Regions from separate parts of the Mus musculus genome. Here all the other regions are linked to region 3. A link is a loop called in an ENCODE intact Hi-C map of the cell type or tissue named here. Cell type or tissue: heart. All regions are shown on one strand. Links, peaks and the distances in the headings refer to the core of each region. The heading gives the core; the rest is flanking DNA.

Region 1 (5,973 bases), core at 321-5,320, 270 kb after region 3:
AAATCTCATAAAATCACCCCCCCCCCCCCCCAGTCAGGGTTTCTCTGTATAGCCCTGGCTGTCCTGGAACTCACTTTGTAGACCAGGCTGGCCTCGAACTCAGAAATCCACCTGCCTCTGCCTCCCGAGTGCTAGGATTAAAGGTGTGCACCACCACTGCCCGGCTAAAATCTCTTGAAAAGCTCATGAAGTGGAGTTAAAAATGACTATTTAATAACCTAACAAATGGCAACTACTTTGGTTTAAAATAAATAAATAAATAAATAAATAGCACACTTTCTCAGTTAATACATTAAATGGTCAGTACCATTTCCCCCCTCTTCAAGACAGAATTTCTGTGTAGCCCTTGTGGTTCTGGAACTTGCTCTGTAGACGAGGCTGGCCTTAAATTCAGAAATTTGCTGAGAGCTGGGATTAAAGATATGCGCCACCAGGACCAGCTAATAATTTTGATTTTAAGTCACTTATTAATTTTTATTTTTTGAGACAAATATCTGTGTACCCCTGGCTAGCTTGGAACCCCCTATCTGGACCACACATATCTGCTTGCCTCTCCCTCTCTAGTGCTGTGACTAAAGCTGTGAGCCACCTGCCATTATTTAGTAATTTTAAGAGAAACTATGACAAAGTTGTCTTTCCAAACTTTATGACTGAGATTTCTACCTAGTAAATTAACAAAACATCCTTTTATTTTGAGGCTACAGACATGGCTTAGTGGATAAGAGCACCCGCTGCTCTTCTAGAGGACCTGGGCTCAATTCCCAGAGCCCACATGGTAGCTCACAACTATTTATAACTCTAGTTCTATGGTATTTGGCGCCTTTTTCTAGCCTCTATGGGCATTCGGTACACACATGGAACACAGGCAATATATGTGTAGGCCAAACACTCAAACACATTAACTAGAAACAATTTAAAATTTTTTATTTGTTTTGTGTGTGTGTGTGTGTGCCTGTGGGCAACACATACAGATGATGTAAAGGGAACAAATATCAGAGGTCACGTCTCTCCTTCTACTACCGTGTTCGGGGACCAAACTCATGTTGTCAGGTTTCTACATCAAGTGTTTTTACCCACTGAGCCCTTTTATTGGCCCCAAATTCTCTGATCCACACCAGCGTAATTAATCAGGTTGGTACTGGGCAAGAATCATTGCGTGTGCTATAAAGGTCTGCCAGGATGAGGCAGGTAACAGTGAAACCGTCCAAGGATGTATGACAGGCACGTGGTGATGAAGGCTTCTCCAAAGGAGAGGCAGCATAAAAGTGAGCAAATGTGAGAGCTTGGAGCCAGAGCCGTCTGACTGGAGAAGCTGAACCCTAGGTCCTCCCTTCCCCACCTCCTTGTTAAAAAAAAAATTATATATATATATATATATATATATATATATATACATATACATATATATATATACACACACATACATACACACACATGCATACATATACACACATAGATAGATAGATAGGTAGGTAGGTAGGTAGTTTTGGAGTGGTAAGATGGCTCAGCAGGCAAAGGCACTTACTGCCAAGTCTGATGATCCAAGTTTGACACACGGAATACACAGGGCAGCTAAGAACTTACTCCACCTGGGAGTCGAAGCATGCTTGTGATGGCATGCATCCTCCTTCCTCAACGATAAATTTTAAACATGTGAAAACTATAGATCTATGGGCCGGAGTATAGAACAGTGGTAGAGTGCTTGCCTAGATTAAGGTTAGCGAGATTCCCAACAGGTAAGTGCGAGCTTTCAAAGCCCGATGATCTGAATGGGACCACCACTTGCTTTGCTGCGGGGACGGCTATGGGATGAGTTGGGGGCAGGAAGAGGGGTGATATAGATGAAGTACTCATATTTGAACTTCTCAATAATATTGAAACAGCAAAATAACACACACGAGGACCTTGTTTGACTTGTAAATAACCTGAAGATCCTTAGTGATCAAAGAGGTTCCACGTAGCTGACGGTTCTAGTATCATCTAGCAAATGACAATGTAGTGGTACTTAACATCAACAACAAGATCCCAACAAATTTCACCATATACATACAAGGATAAAAGTCAGATTTCAGTGGAAGTGTTTATAGCCAGCTCACAGAAACATTGCTTTCTTCGTTTCTGTAGGGCTCTAAAACTGTACACTTTATAAACATCTTAGGTCATCTATATAACTAAAGAATTAAATTCAACTACTGTATCACTCCAAGGACTAAGACTTATTATTGGGTGATACCGCGTCCCCCTACCCCTCAAAGGTGTGATCTAAATATAGCAAAGTCCCCCTTACATTAAAAAAAAAACCCCACTAGCACTTATTAGTTATTTCAACAAAAGTACAAGCAGTTCTTACTATTTTTCCACCCAAGGAACTGGTTTGACTTTCTTGGTTTCTCCACTGCTTCCTGCAGTGGCAGGTGTCCCCCGGTCCTTGGTCAGTTGTGCTTTGGCACTGACAGATGTGCCTTTCAGAAATGCCTGCATGGCTTCTTCTCCTGGGTATAAGACAAAAAGAAACCATTATGGGGCAGCTCCCCTTGAAAGGACCCCTAACTTTGTGCCTAGAGGGAAGGCGGAGGTCACATCCCGGTCCCCGCCAGCCTGTAAAAGGCTGAGAACACTCAGACCCATCACTTACAGTCGTCACCGTCCCCCTGGCACCGCGGTTCCCGCCACAGAACGGCGGCGAAAGGCATGGCGGGAGCGCGCCACGCAATAACGTCACTTCCGGCGCGCGGGTGCCAGTGACGCGCTCCCTTTTTGGCTAGCGGTGGCTAAGCTCGGCTTCTGGGTGCATCTGGGGCGTTCCGCGGAGGTGATCCTGTGTAGACTCCGCGGCCAGACCTCGGCCCAGCAGACACTGCAGAGCGCGGTCGGGGAGGAGCCGACCTAAGGAGAAAGCTTTGCTCGAAGGACCGGGCCTAGGGCGGGCCCACGCTGGGAGAGGCTTTCATTAAGCCAGTGGCTTCTTGGGTTTGCTGCCATCGTCCGTCAGCCCGGAGGTCAGGGCCAAGACGTGCTCACTTGACCCTTCGCCGGAAGGGGACACTGTGCGAACTACTGCCCTGCCCCCGATATTCAAGGACACAGAGCAAACTGCTTTTTAGAAGTGAAGCTAGAGAGAAGGCTCAGCGGTTTAAGAGCATTCACTGCTTTTGTGGAGGACTTCGGTTTGATACTTGGGGTTTTGATAGCCATCTGGTGGCTCACAACTGGAACTCCAGTTCAGGGGTCCAACGTTCCCTTCAGGGCTGCAGACCCTGAATACGTGTGCTGCACGTACTTGCACGCAAGCGGAATACTTAAACACACACAGCCCGGGACAGATGTCTTACAGTCAGTAAAATCAGCTTATTGTAGGGAGGGAGGACCATCTTCTATGGGCATTTTGTAATTCCCGAGACCCACTCAAAAACCTCGTGATCGGGCAGGAGATAAACTCATCAGTTAAAAGGACTTGCTGCTTTCCCAGAGGACTGGAGTTTGCGTTCCAGCATCTTGGGGGGGGGGGGGGGTGGACCAAGCGAAAAAGAAAGAATTTGAAAGCTTTGTAGTATATACCAACTGTCAGCAGACAGCTTGTCCTGTGAAGGATTTACTAGTCCAAATGAATCTTTCAGTTCTTAGCCAGCCTCTGCCCTTAGATGTCCTCATGTTAGCATAATAAGTTCCTAGTGTAGCTTTGGTAGCAGAGGTGGTTGTCACACGAGTCCAACAGCGACGACTGCTCCAGTAACTGCATTGCTGGGAGCTGAACTTGCCAGCCACAGGAGTGAAAGATAGTCACCCTTCCTGGATAGAACCCCTGAGCCCTCAGGGGGTTCAACTAACCTTTGCCCTACAGTGGATGAAATGTCATTGTTTCCACCAGAAGTAGAATTTGTCTAATTGTGCTCATTTTCTAGAACCAAAATTCTAAAAGGCTGCATTTCATCAGAAGCCTGTGCAGGGTTTGGCAGAAGTACACTTTCAGTCCCAAAACAGACCTACAAGGTCAGAATCTCTGGTGTCTGGGACTATGTATTTATAAGGTCTGTGGTTAGTGGACATAATGTTTCTGCTTCCTCCAAACCTCAGATGGAAAACCTCAATGTAATCAATCCCCGGTGTTGTCCTCAGTAATTCCAGGGTTAATGCTATAACAAGAGACTTTGTTCTTTTCGGTTTTCGTTCCCCCTTGAGATGGTTCTGCAAGAGATCCTACCAGATGGTGCTTAAGCTTAAACTTGCCAGATTTAAGAACTGGGATTCCAGTAGAGGGGCTGAAGAGATGGCTCAGCGGTTAAGAGCACTGACCTCTTTCCAGAGGTCTTGAGTTCAATTCCCAGAAACCACATGGTGGCTCACAACCATCTGTCATGGAATCTGAAGCCCTCTTCTGGTGTGTCTAAAGACAGCTGCAGTTTGAAGATGAGCTACGGTGTACCCGTATACATAAAAAAAAGTCTTCAGAACAAAACAAAACTAAGCATAGCTGGGCGTGGGGGTGGCATGTGCCTTAAATCCAGCATTTGGGAGGCTGAGGTAGAGGCAGTTGATCTGAGGACAGCCTGGTCTACAGAGCGAGTTCCAGAACCAGAAAACAAGCCTTAAGTAAGTATACATTCATTACAAATTACCCAGCACAAGACAGAGTGCATTGCTTTTCACTACACTATTTGTTATTCTAACTGAATTTCCTCCATAAAATAGCCCACTTATTGTGACTGGGGATGAGAACGTAAACTATGCAGGAATAGCCCAACTGAAAAATCTCCATGCTGTTTACCACTGTAAAGGTGATGGGTCCTGGCCTGGGAGAATGAAGTCTAAAATGAGGTGGGCTAGTCTCATGCAATAACTTTATTCAGAGCACCAGATAGTTTATAACCCTGAGAGTTAAGAATAAGCACAGGAGAAAAGTGTACAATCATAAGGATAAGCCACACCTGGCAAAAACATGTTTTTTTCCATAGAGGCAGAAAACAGCAGTAGCCAGTTGTAATGAATGATTTGAAATGAATGCACTCCCAGTGCGCCTGGGAGGGGCATGGAAACCCATTCCAAGAACAGTTCCGTGTTTTGAAGAAACTGAGGATCACAAACTCGTCTTTTCTTGGGGTATTGCCACAAGCACACAGAATTCTCACAACTTCATTCTTAGTGTTCTGACACCTTTTACTAGGAAAAACCCACTGCTTATGAACAAATACAAAAACCACGTGTAAGAGGCCCACAGGAGGCTGGCATCATCTCTAAGCCAGTGGTTCTCAACCTACCTAATGCTGAAGCATCATTTTGTTGCTATTTCATAACAGTAATTTGTTACTGTTATGAATTGTACATATCTGTTCTGCAGGATATATGACCCCTGCGAAAAGGTCGTTTGGCCCTTTTACAGATCGATTGATCTAGCTATCTAGATAGTCTGTCTGCCTATTTATCTATCTATGCAGGGATCAGTTTCATACTTGGCAGCTTCAGCCTGTTGGGTAATGTCACCAGGAGCAAACAGGACAATAAGAATCTGAGATGAGATCACATGTGAATGTCAGAAGGCAAGGCTGGCCCCTGTGATGAGATGAGACACACAGGACAGAATGTGGACTTAAGGGCATCTGGGAACAGAGAGATGGTGATTTCCAAAGTGTTGGCACCAAGAATGTCAGGAATAGCAGCAACCTAAATCTGCCTAGCACTTTTGAACCTCTAACACAGGAGCATCACTCACTTCATTTTTACACCACCACCCCCTGCCCCGGCCCAGACTACTTTTCAGCTGTGGGGATTATTGGCATAATTGCTCTATACTGGGCATTCCTATATAAGGACTTCAGGCCCATAGCTAAGAAGGGCAGTAGAAAGGGTCAGTGAAGTGGCTCATTGATTAAAGGGGAGTTCAATCCCTAGTACCCATGTAAAGCTGGAAGGAGAAAACTGAGTCAACAAAGTTGTCCTCTGATGCCCATGTGTGCACCAAGGGACATGTGCCCCCAT
Region 2 (5,973 bases), core at 321-5,320, 250 kb after region 3:
TCTATTTAATTTTTGGTGTTTTTTTTTTTTTTTTTTTTTTTCCGAGACCGGGTTTCTCTGTGTAGCCCTAACTGTCCTGGAACTCACTCTGTAGACCAGGCTGGCCTCTTTTTGTTTTTGTTTTTGTTTTTCGAGATAAGGTTTCTCTGTATAGCTCTGACTGTCCTGGAACTCACTCTGTAGAACAGGCTGGCCTTGAACTCAGAAATTCACCTGCCTCTGCCTCCCCAGTGCTGGGATTAAAGGCGTGTACCACCATGCCCCGTATTTGTTTTGTTTTTAAGCAGTATTTATGTATTTCAGGGGGCTCTTGCCCATGCTCTAGCCCAGGTGCACCTTGAACTTGTGATTCTCTTGGCTCTGCCTCTTGAGTAGGTAAAATCACAGGCCTGTGGCTTGGTTAAGATTTTTTTTTTTTAATTACCATTTGTAGTATAACTGGTCTCACACATTCCAAGATTATTAAGGAACATTTATATTTATATAAACATTCATTCATTTACTTTTGAGATACAGTTTCTCTGTGTAGCCCTGGCTGTTCTGGAATTTGCTCTGTAGGCCAGGTTGGCCTCAAATTCAGAGATCCCACTGCTTGCACCTCTACCTCTGCCTCACAAGTGCTGGGGTTAAAGGCTTGCACCACCACTGCCTGGCCACTAAGAGTATTTATAGTTAACTTTGATAAGGCTACTTTCAGATGATAGCTGAGTATCCTTATATTGGTGTCAACTCCATCTATACAGACTTACAAAACCTTAAGAATCTATGCTTTATTTTTAGCTCATGAGTTACTTGGTGCTATTTATGCTGTGAGAACAGGATAAGCACAGTGTTTACTGGAAACACCTCATGGGGGATGGAGACTTTGATTTATTATCTTCTAATTTATTATTATTATTATTGTCATTTTTTTCCAAGACTGGGTTTCACTATGTACCTCTGACTGTCCACTATGTAGACCAGGCTGGCCTTGAAACTCATAGAGATCCATCTGCCTCCATGAGTGCTGGGATTAAAGACATGTGTGACCATACTCAGACTATACTTTTTAAATACAAAATGTCTTCCACAGTTATAGTCTAAAGGTTAGCCTTAAATATTTCCTCTTAAGGGACTTAGGAAAATCCTCAGGGCATGTAATGACAGTACTAACCATAACGAAAACATCTGTTAGGCACATGTAGTCTTCCTCAGAAAAACTGAACTTTGTTGAGTTTCTTAGATCAGGAAGTATTATTTATTTTTATTTTTATGGCAACTTTGAAAGAGACTCTACACAGGATGGCCAATCCATTTTGTCACTCACTCACTTGTCCCTTGAGGCAAGGTCTCATTATATAGCCCTTGCTGGCCTGAACCCTCTAAGACTTGCAGGGATCCACGAGCCTCCACTTCCTGAGTGCTAGGGTTAAAAGTCCATGTCACCACACCCGGTCTCTATTTTGTCATCATTTTGTAACAGTTTCTGACACAATAACTTCCAAATAAGTACAGGTTTTATTTTTGAGTAAGGATAGCACATAGGGCTGGCAAGATGATTCAATGCTGGCCTTAGGGCATGCTGACCTAAGTTCCATCCCCAGGACCCACTTGTGGGATCCAAGTAGTAGGAGACGAATCAACTCCTAAGAGTCGTCCGTTGACTTCCACGCGCTGAGGTGCACACTCAATAAATAAACAAATACAATTTAATCTAATTTAATCTTTTTAGAGCCAAATACTTTTCGTAAATTACCAAACTGAGCCTTTTCCTTCTCTGGTTAGTCAGTCTTTGGTCTTCTGAATTAATGAGAAAAATTTTTGAGTGTTCAGGATACTTTCATATTTTAAAATTCAAGGATTAAATATCTTATATTTTTTTGCAAGGGGCTCGAGTTGTGGCTGACTGGAAACGTCTAGGCTTATGCAGCCATGCAAGTTTATTACGAGCAATACGAACTATATTGTCTCAATTTCAGTAAGGCAATATTAGATGATTAAAATCGTTTTTGTTTTTTGTTTTTGTTTTGTTTTACCAGAAGAGACAATCAGCTCTTGAAGTGCTAGGGCTGAGTCTGCCAGAAGCACCCATTTACATTTCTGTGTTACAAAGAATGACAGGTCCTTTGCACAAGTTGGTAGTGATTCTATCAGTCATTTCTCGCACCTGTTAGGTTGAAATTATTAGCATTATTTTTTAAGCCAGAGCTGAAGACGACCGACCAGAAAGAGATGAAAATCGAATCACCACCCTAGGGACATCTGTTAATGATACTACACACTGTGCTTCTCGTCTTACAAAAATAGAACTGCAAACTGGATTTCCTAGGATGTGCTGGGTGGCCGACATTTTCCGTGGCAGGGGTTTCACACGTTCCAGATCTGAATGGATATTAAATGGCTGGGCGAAATGCCAGGTAGCCCTTTCCTGTCACATTAAACAGCAGTGAGAACGGGCGGGGTAACCCTATTCTGTTCCGGCACGGAACGCGGTGGCTCGGACCAAGGGCACGCTGACGCGCAGGTAGCCCGGAGCTGCGTCCTGGAGACGCCGCCCGCCAGCGAACAGCGCCACCGGCTTCCGCCCTAAGCGCCCAGGGCTCCGCCGGCCTCTGCGGCAGGGCCGCGGAAACCCCGTAGGAGCAGGGCGGCCGAGGAGCGCGGCGCGCGGTCGCGCTGCTGCAATATTCTTCCGCCGAAAGCAAAGAGTCCCAGACCCGTTCCCGATTCGTGGATCTCCGGGAACGCTGTAATACCAAGTAATAGTGAAATGTGGATTTTGTCATCGACTCCTGTAGGGCTTCACCTCCGGTAACAAACTCCAGGAGTACAATTTTGTGGCTTCCGAAAGGGGAATAAGGAAATTCCTCCGCGAGAAACGGGTTCCGGCCGCGAGCCTATAAAAAACGGGCGGCGCCGTCCGCCTGTCTTTTCAGTCGGGCGCTGAGTGGGTTTTCGGATCATGTCTGGTGGCTCCGCGGATTACAACAGGTACGGCGCTCCCGGGGCGGCCGGTGGCCTGTAGTCAAGGTCACTAGGACCCGCGTTGAGGTGGGTTGCTTGGCGGCCACACTGCAGGTATGCGGGCTTTTTCTTAGGGCACACACTTCTCCTTGTGCCCTTCGAGAAGCTTCCATGATGGTAAGACTCCAGATGTTGGGGAGACAGGACGGATACAAGAACGGAGTATTAAGGATGCCCTTTCTTAGGACACATTGTGACATCTTGGCTGCTGCCCCTCCCCGTACGGGATATGGCAAGCGGAGCCGTGGCGCAGACTGCTTAGGGGCGGGTAACCGGGACCCGAAGGTTTATTGGCGGCCAGTGGCGCGAGCTGGCGTTCTTAGGGTTCTGTCGAGATGGGAGATTGGACGGCCAGGGGACGATCACCCTGGACCGTGAAACGGAGCGACGGAGCCGTTGGCATGGACCTGCCTGGGCCTTTCGGCGTCAATCACGCCGGCTTGCGCAGAGTTAGGGGCGGAGCTCGGCGCGCGGAGCACTCGCGAGAGCTTCGCTTCCCAAGCGGGAGGGCCTGGTCCTAGGGCACTGAGTAAAGGGGCGTCTATACTTAGGGGTCCAAGTCCCAAGCTGTTGGGGAGGGCGAATGGCGCTTCGCAGCATTGCGGCCGGTTTTGAGGCGTTTTCAGCAGAGCACAGGGGCGCGGAGGGGAATGAGGTACGGGGTGGAAGGGCCCTTTAAGGGTCTCTGCGTGGCTTGGAAGCAGTATGTCTAACTGCAGTGTTGTTGTCAGCAGAGAACATGGCGGCCCAGAGGGAATGGACCCCGATGGTGTCATCGAGGTAAGGAGTGGGTGTGGACGTTAAAGGTTTGGAAAGGTACATTTTTTTTTCATGTCTTATTCATAGTTTCATTATTAACTTACAGAGCAACTGGAATGAAATTGTTGATAACTTTGATGATATGAATTTAAAGGAGTCCCTTCTTCGAGGCATCTATGCATATGGTTTTGAGAAGCCTTCAGCTATTCAGCAAAGAGCTATTATCCCTTGTATTAAAGGTAAAACTCTATTGCCGTTAGGATAAGTGCTCTGCACATACATGGACCGGAAAAGGGAAAGTGACCTTTGGGGAAGTACTAGCACCTGATTGTATTCCTTAAAGTGAAATGATGGCAAATCATCTTTCGGGACTGACCTGAAATGAAGAGAATACTCTTGCTGATCACTTATGTGGGCGTAACTTTATGTTCCAACTGGAATACATGGTGTATAGTAGAAGTAACGATTTGATGTGGGATCGGTAAATATGTATCCTACTTTTTTTAGGGTATGATGTGATTGCTCAAGCTCAGTCAGGTACTGGCAAGACAGCCACATTTGCTATTTCCATCCTGCAACAGTTGGAGATTGAGTTCAAGGAGACCCAAGCACTAGTATTGGCCCCCACCAGAGAACTGGCTCAACAGGTATTGATAGTGTAGTTCAAAAAACTGCTTGCGTGTTGCATAGGTTTCAGGTTTCACAACTGTGAAGAATTTAAAATTAAAACGTATAAATTGTCCTAGTCCTGTGAGAGCCCCCATTTTAATTGTCCATGCATGCAGGGAGTTTTGTTGAAAGCTAAGCAGGAAATGGGTATTGTAGGTATGACTTTAGGGATTGATTGCACCTCAACAGTTAAACCCATAGGTTTCTCAGGGTGGATTATATCTGTACCCATTTAAAATTTGGAATGCAGTTGTGCAACATGAAAACTGCAGTGACATGTTAAACATTTGACTGTCTCAGTAGTTTGTGATGCATCTGTTGCATGCTATGTTTTCAAAGCACTGCTATATTGGCTTTGAAGTAATACTTCCTGATGAAGCTGCAAGCTTTATTCGGGTCAAGATTATAAGGCTCAGTGCCTTGTGGGAAAAAATACCAATATTTGCCCTTAAAAGCATTTCACTACACAGTGGAGAATGTAGAAATTGATTATTTACGTTCCTAGTTGGTGTTTGAGGTAACAAGGTCCCAAGTTTAAAAAGAGGAGGGAGCATTAAGTTTAAGGTGAATTTTAAGCTTGAAATTAGTAAATTTTGTGCTATGCATGCATAAAAGCTGTTGGCATATATAATAGTGCAATTATGCCTTTAAGCTTAGTCTTAGACCTAGGTTTTATAGAATAACTACCATTTTTGGCTTTTAGATCCAAAAGGTAATTTTGGCTCTTGGAGATTATATGGGAGCAACTTGTCATGCTTGCATTGGAGGAACAAATGTTCGAAATGAAATGCAGAAGTTGCAGGCTGAAGCCCCTCACATTGTTGTTGGTACTCCAGGGAGAGTGTTTGATATGCTAAACAGAAGATACCTTTGTAAGTAGTGAATCTTAATGGTCCTTCTTATCAAAAGGTTATGAGAACTTGGTGATGCAGTATGACTTTCTTATTAACAGCTCCAAAATGGATCAAAATGTTCGTTTTGGACGAAGCAGATGAAATGTTGAGCCGAGGGTTTAAGGATCAGATCTATGAGATTTTCCAGAAATTAAATACAAGCATTCAGGTAAAGTTTATTTCTTCTATTTATTTGGGGTTAGGTTTCATGCAGGTACAGTTACAATAAAACTGAAGTGTTCTATTGTCGTTCCCCCTGCTTAAAGCATTTGATACATTACTATCTCTGCCTAGCTCTACCATACTAAGGCAGAGACGCTTGGTTTCAAACATTTTCCCGTCTAGCATTTGCTAAAAAGATTATACAAACTAAACAGATAAAGACAAGCATTTTATTTTTTAAAGGTTGTGTTGCTTTCTGCCACAATGCCAACTGATGTGCTAGAAGTGACCAAGAAATTCATGAGAGATCCAATTCGAATTCTGGTGAAGAAGGAAGAATTGACCCTTGAAGGAATTAAACAATTTTATATTAATGTTGAGCGAGAGGTAATTTTGTTACAAGCTTTTTTTTTTTTTTCACCTTCTTGTATAAGCACTGTGCTAAAATTGCAGGAACTAAGATTCTATCTTGGTTTTTGTAATAATG
Region 3 (5,973 bases), core at 461-5,460:
ACCCTAGCTGCCTGCAGGTTAGTCTTCCACCAGCAGCCTCCAGATGAAGATGTAGAACTCTCAGCTCCGCCTGCACCATGCCTACCTGGATGCTGCCACGCTCGCACCTTGATCATAATAGACTGAATCTCTGAGCCTGTAAGCCAGCCCCAGTTAAATGTTGTCCGTAAGAGTTCCCTTGGTCATGGTGACTGTTTAGAGCAGTAAAACTCTAAGACACACTACAAATCAACAAAATGATGGAGAGTAATACTTATTTTCATTGATAATTGAATTTCTATTATCTTGATCCCCCAATCAAAAGACACAGGCTAGCAGACTGGATTAAAAAGAGGTAGGTAAGATCTACCTTTTTTGTTGCCTCCAAGAAATGCATCTCACCATCAACGACAGATACTACTAACCACCTTGGGGAGAAAGAATGGAAAAAGGTATTCAAAAAAAAAAAACAGATGGGTGTTGCTAATTTAGTATCTGACAAACTATATTTCAACCAAATCTATTCAGAAAAGATAAGGTCACTTTTAGTCAGCAATAATCAATCAAGAAGATGTTACTATTACAAATCATATATTCCCAAAACACAGACCACCCAATTATATAAAACAGATACTACTATAAATAGAGACAGATAGGATTGATTGAGAAGATGGCTCAGAAGTTAAGAGCACTGGCTGTTCTTACAAAGGACCCAAATTAATTCCCAGCACCCACGTGGCAGCTCACAACTGCCTGTAGCTCCTGTTTCAGGGGGTCTGACTCCCTCACAGACATATATGCAGGCAAAATACCAATGCACATAAAATAAAAATAAACTTTTAAAAAGTAAATATTCTATAAAAGAAAGACAGAGAATAGATGTGGACACAGATTAGCTCTAGCACAATAATGGAAGAGTTAAAGACCCCACTCTTGTCAGTACACAGGCTATCCTGACAACAAATAAACAGCAGAATTCAACAGCATCCTACATCACATAGACCTACCAGACCATCTACAAACACCCCCAGTCTTCTCAATATCTCATAGAACATGTAAGATGCAGCACATAACAACACACAAAGCAAGCCTTAACAAACACAGGAAAAATGAAATAATCTCATTATGTAATCTGTCATCAATAGACTAAAACTAGAAACCTCCTCGAGAGGAACTATAGAACACACACTAACTCATCAACTTCAATTCCAAGGGATTCTCCATCCTCTTCTGGCCTTTTTGAGCAAAAAGGCATGCACTCACTAGGTTACATGTAGGCAAAGCACCTGTCTTAGTCAGGGTTTTACTGCTGTGAACAGACACCATGACCAAGGCAAGTCTTATAAAAACAACATTTAATTGGGGCTGGCTTACAGGTTCAGAGGTTCAGTCCATTATCATCAAGGTGGGAGCATGGCAGTATCCAGGCAGGCATGGTGCAGGCAGAGCTGAGAGTTCTACGTCTTCATCCAAAGGCTGCTAGTGGAAGACTGACTTCCAGGCAACTAGAGTGAGGATCTTATACCCACACCCACAATGACACACCCATTCCAACCAAGTCACACCTATTCCAACAAGGCCACACCTTCAGATGGTGCCACTCCCTGGTCCAAGGCTATACAAACCATCACAGCACCCATGAACATCAAAATAAACCTTTTTCTTTCTCATTGAGGTTTTGGCAAAACATCAATGTTTGTTCCAGCACTATTCACAATAGCTAACTTACAGGATGGACTTAGGAGTTCAACAAGAGAATAAAGAAAATGTGGCTTATGTACAATGTTTTCTTCCAAACCATAGAAAATGCAGCTATAGGATACAAAAGATGGCTTAACCATTAAAGGTTAGGCTCACAAGCAAAAATTTAGGAATGCAATTTTGTTGTATACAGGAAAATGGATATAACTGGAGATAACTATCTTGTCTAGATGACTATCTTGTCTCAGAGAAACAAATACATGTTTTATCTCAATGTGTGGCTCCTAGATTTTATATAGGTACTTAAAATCACATATGTGTATATGGCAATGCCAAATCACCTAGAGAAACAAAAGGAATAACAGCACAGAGAGAAAAAGGTAAAAATATATACATTATACAGTTTGACTATACAAGAAAGTACCATATACAATGACTATACACAATGAAACATTTTTAAAAGGAAGGGAGTTGATTATTCTGGAACATGCTACGATATTTAATAGGTGAGGATATATATCATTAAATTAGACAGCTTTGTAAGTTACCATAGACTTGGCCTTTTACTTTGAGTGCAATGAAAAGCCACTAAAGGTTTTAAGCAGGAGAGGATGATTTGACATAGTTTTTAAAAAGCGGGAGTGCGCTGGGGATAGTTCAGTCCATAAAGCTTGCCACTTACTTGCCATACAAACAGGGGGTCTTGAATTCCGCCCATTGTAGCAACTGCAACAACAACGTCCTGGATTCCCAGCACTCAAGAGACAGAGACGGTTCTCGAGCTCCTGGGTCCACCAGCCTAGTCTAATCTGTGATCTCCAGGTTCCCTAGTGCGCTCCCGAGTGCACACAATCATAGGGTGGAGAGCAGAGGAACTTTAAAATAGTGTATCAAGATATGAAGTTTGGAGGCAGGGAGATCGGTTATGAGACCTTTGCAAGCAGGAGATAATTATGACTCAGAGGTGGAGCTATAGTGGACAAGCACACATTACGGTTCACTGATAAAAATCTGAATAGGTTATGCAGGAAGCTAAGCTGAGAAGCTGTCCTAAACAACTAGTTGTCTGAGGTAAACAAAACTGGAGAAAAGAGCAACCGATGAACAAGCTCTAGTGCCTTTTATTGATTGCATGCTTGCTGTGTGCAATTCTGCTAGGAAACTTGCAGGAAAAAAAAAAGTTTAATTAATTCCCAACACTGCCAGAGAACGCTTTGCCTTAGTTCTGTAGAAAACAGGTTCGAAAGTGGGGTGGAGATGGGGCTGCCTCACCGCTACGGAGTGCTGGAAGCCGAATCTTAACTTAAGTCGGTCTCTATGGCGGCGTCTCTACAAGGTACCAGGTCCCTCTTTTCCACGGTAGCGAGACTGTAATAAGTTAGTACTGGGAGAGCCTATCCCCAGGCAAGACGCCCCACGTACTTTGACACCTCCTGGGGTTGCACTTCGGTGAGCGCTCGCAAGTCACGTGTGCACATGGCGTAGCTTCCAGACTGGTAGTAAGACCTCTCTCAAGCAATTGGTCGGAATCGGGAAGGAGCCTCGCGATTGGTGGACATTCGGGTTTCCTACAGCAGCGCGCTCTTTCTCGGCTCCTAACTCTCTCCGGTTCTCAGCCGCTTCCGGGCGGCGCGAACCTCTGACGTTTTCTCTTCCCATTGGCCGGCGGACACGACGGCTGTTCTGCTGTCTGATTGGCTTCCCGCGCCGCCTCGGAGGTGAAGTGTACCGCGCTGATTGGCTGCGGAGTGGCGGCCGCGTGTGATGTCCCCGGCGGCGATTGGCCCACGCCTGGCTGCTCGCCGGCTCTGGGGCTCCCGGAAGGTGGCAGCTGAGGAAGGGGCGCGCTACCTGTCTCCGCGGCCGGGCAAGAGAGAGACCCCGGCGTGAGGCGGCCTCCCTGGGCCGGAAGGGCTGGTCAGCCGACGCAGCGGCACCGGAGGCTGAGAGGGTAGGACCAGGGGACGCCATGGCCCCGCAGAACCTGAGCACCTTCTGCCTGTTGCTGCTGTACCTCATCGGGACTGTGATCGCCGGGTGAGGAAGGGGGCTCCCGCGCGTGCAGCAAGAGGCCGAGGGGCGGCCCTTGCTGAGAAGGACGCGGGTGACATCGAGGAGTGAGGGAGGGGCACTGCCGGGTCGAGGGACAAGGGGGTAGTGTGGGCCAGGCTGGCGGTGCAGGGCCAGGTTTCCCCCAGGAAGAGCGGGGGTTGGTTGCAGAGCCAAATACCACGTTTGGGGATTGGAGGGAGTTAAGTGGCTGTGAGCAGAAGAAGGGAGGCGGACGTCTGAGGGATGAGGCTCTTGATGGAAATGAAGGAAGCGAGTGTCAAGCTGGGGTTGAGATTATAGATACGTCCTTGACGTCTGAGTTCCAGAGTGGGACTGTGGGTTACCCAGTTTGCAACAAGCCTCCAAAAGGCTGACACTAAAGTGGGTGGGCCATGATGCCATGTCAAATGAGGAGAGCAAGAAAGGAAGCCAAGCTCAGACTGAAGAAAGTTGGCTTGAGAGAGCAGCAAGACACTTTAGAGAGACCTTGTACTTCCCACCTTCTTGGGCTAACGAACCTGAACTGTCTTCTTGCCTCGCTGCCTCTCACCATGGTTCCTTCCTGAGCTGGATGGTCTGAGTGACAACAGTTCTCTAACAGGCGATAAAAACTGGGATTCTAGTCTCATGCCACTCTTAGGAATCCTACAAGCTTGAAGGAACTGTGTCAAGTTCCTGAAATCAGGGATAACTGTGCCAACTTTCAGGGAGAAAGAGCAGGCTTAAAGTTTCTCCCAGCATTTAAATGCATGCACGACCCTATAGATGTGGTGACTTAGGATATGGTATGTTGGACTTGTGTTCTAGAATGCCTTCACCCTCAATCCCTTCTTTGGGCTGATGAAAATAGGTGGGTCAGAACTCAAGGTCATTTTCAGCTATCGACTGAGTTCCAGATTTGCCTGGCCTATATCACATGCTATTTCAAATATATACATAACTGCAAAAATAAAAACACACCAAAAGCTCATAGATGTCAGATTTTGACAATTTATAGGTTGTTCATAATGGGAAACTCACTGCTTAGCATAGCTTTTAAAGTTATTTTCTTTATTTTGTTTTGTTTTGTTTGCTTTAATCTTATCATTTCTTCTTTGTGACATACTTTAAATTTCTCAAAGTTGACATTTCTTACATACACTTTATTGTTTTGTTCTTGTTTGATTAAGCCACGGAGTACCCAAGGTACATCAACATACGATTTTGCATGTAGGAGTTGAGGTATGCTGGTCTCCAACTCAATATGTAGCTGAAGGCAGCGTTGAACTCCCTCCTGATCCTTCAGTCGTCACTTCCCAAGTGTTAGACTTGCAGGCATGAACGACCATTCCTGGAAAATACTAATATTGTTAATACTATAGTCACTCATAAAGCAGCCTCTGGGGAAATAATGCTGACACTCAACTATATCAGCCCCCCCCCCCTTTTTCTTTCTTGTATTTTTCTGAGCTATCATTTAACCTTTTCACTCTTAAATCTTTCATTATTCTCTGACAGTTTCATATACACACATATACCTACCCACAACTCCTTGCTCCCCCCACACATATACTTGCCCTGGGCACACCCCAATATGTTCCCGTCCTAACTTCATGTACCTCTCTGAGTCCGGTTAGTTAGTGCTGCCTTCTCACATGGTGACTATTTGTATTGGCTTGCTCAGGTAGGTCTTGTTCAGGTAACCATATCTTGAGTGAATTCATGAATACCATTTGCAGAAGACAAAATTTGACAACACTCCTTCCCACCCTCTGTGTTTACATTCTTTCTGTACCCTCTACCCATGAACCTTCGGGAGTGTGGGAGAGGGGTGGAAGGTTGAAACACCATTCCATTTAAGATTGATGTCTCAATACTCACTCACTTATTCTCCATGCTTTGAACAGTTATGCTGTTGCATTAACTACTGCCCCTGAAGAAAGAGGTCTCTCTGTCCAAAAAGGAGAGTGGCATGGATTTAACCTTATATTCATGAATATAACATATAACCATGTATATATATTTGTGTGTGTGTTAATATAACATACTTACATGTTGTATCATAGATTGTATTTATATTATATCATATATTTCCATATATATTCATATGTAGTCTATGGATATAACCTAAATATTTACAAGGTAGTTTGACAACATGCCTATTTAACAAAACAACAGTAATAAGTTCATCCCTAGAGGCAGGCAGATCTCTATGTTTGAGGCCAGCCTGGTCTACAGAGTAAATTCCAGGACAGGCAGGGC

The links. Hi-C counts contacts between places; a loop is a spot of excess contacts. Peaks named below come from ENCODE experiments on the same cell type or tissue, not always from the same donor. Only the 100,000 strongest peaks of a DNase experiment are listed, where the experiment ranks them.
Region 1: a loop joins it to region 3, with 4 times the contacts of the local background. A loop is called at or near these places in 8 of 42 quality-filtered maps.
Region 2: a loop joins it to region 3, with 6 times the contacts of the local background. A loop is called at or near these places in 8 of 42 quality-filtered maps.

What each region holds. Positions count from the first base shown.
Region 1 is chr16:23,125,050-23,131,022 of GRCm38, forward strand. Rfc4 (replication factor C (activator 1) 4) reads right to left here and starts at 2,681. Exons shown (of 11, transcript NM_145480.1): 1 at 2,636-2,681; 2 at 2,351-2,492. The coding sequence starts at 2,481. In heart, for the core only: a CTCF peak has its summit at 3,198 (motif pointing left); a DNase peak (open chromatin) is centred at 2,762; H3K4me3 peaks cover 2,375 bases; H3K27ac peaks cover 1,885 bases.
Region 2 is chr16:23,104,851-23,110,823 of GRCm38, forward strand. It overlaps Eif4a2 (eukaryotic translation initiation factor 4A2), which reads left to right and starts at 2,618. Exons shown (of 11, transcript NM_013506.3): 1 at 2,618-2,970; 2 at 3,738-3,783; 3 at 3,869-4,001; 4 at 4,270-4,409; 5 at 5,135-5,303; 6 at 5,384-5,493; 7 at 5,730-5,873. The coding sequence starts at 2,942. It overlaps Snord2 (small nucleolar RNA, C/D box 2), which reads left to right and starts at 4,103; the gene lies at 4,103-4,170. Snora81 (small nucleolar RNA, H/ACA box 81) reads left to right here and starts at 5,920; the gene lies at 5,920-5,973. LOC115488690 (a small nucleolar RNA gene) reads left to right here and starts at 5,533; the gene lies at 5,533-5,657. In heart, for the core only: a CTCF peak has its summit at 2,549; DNase peaks (open chromatin) are centred at 2,551, 2,901 and 3,401; H3K4me3 peaks cover 3,333 bases; H3K27ac peaks cover 2,986 bases.
Region 3 is chr16:22,854,393-22,860,365 of GRCm38, forward strand. It overlaps Tbccd1 (TBCC domain containing 1), which reads right to left and starts at 3,277. Exons shown (of 8, transcript NM_001081368.2): 1 at 2,953-3,277. It overlaps Dnajb11 (DnaJ heat shock protein family (Hsp40) member B11), which reads left to right and starts at 3,453. Exons shown (of 10, transcript NM_001190804.1): 1 at 3,453-3,717. The coding sequence starts at 3,650. In heart, for the core only: no CTCF peak of the experiment used is centred there; a DNase peak (open chromatin) is centred at 3,299; H3K4me3 peaks cover 2,840 bases; H3K27ac peaks cover 1,990 bases.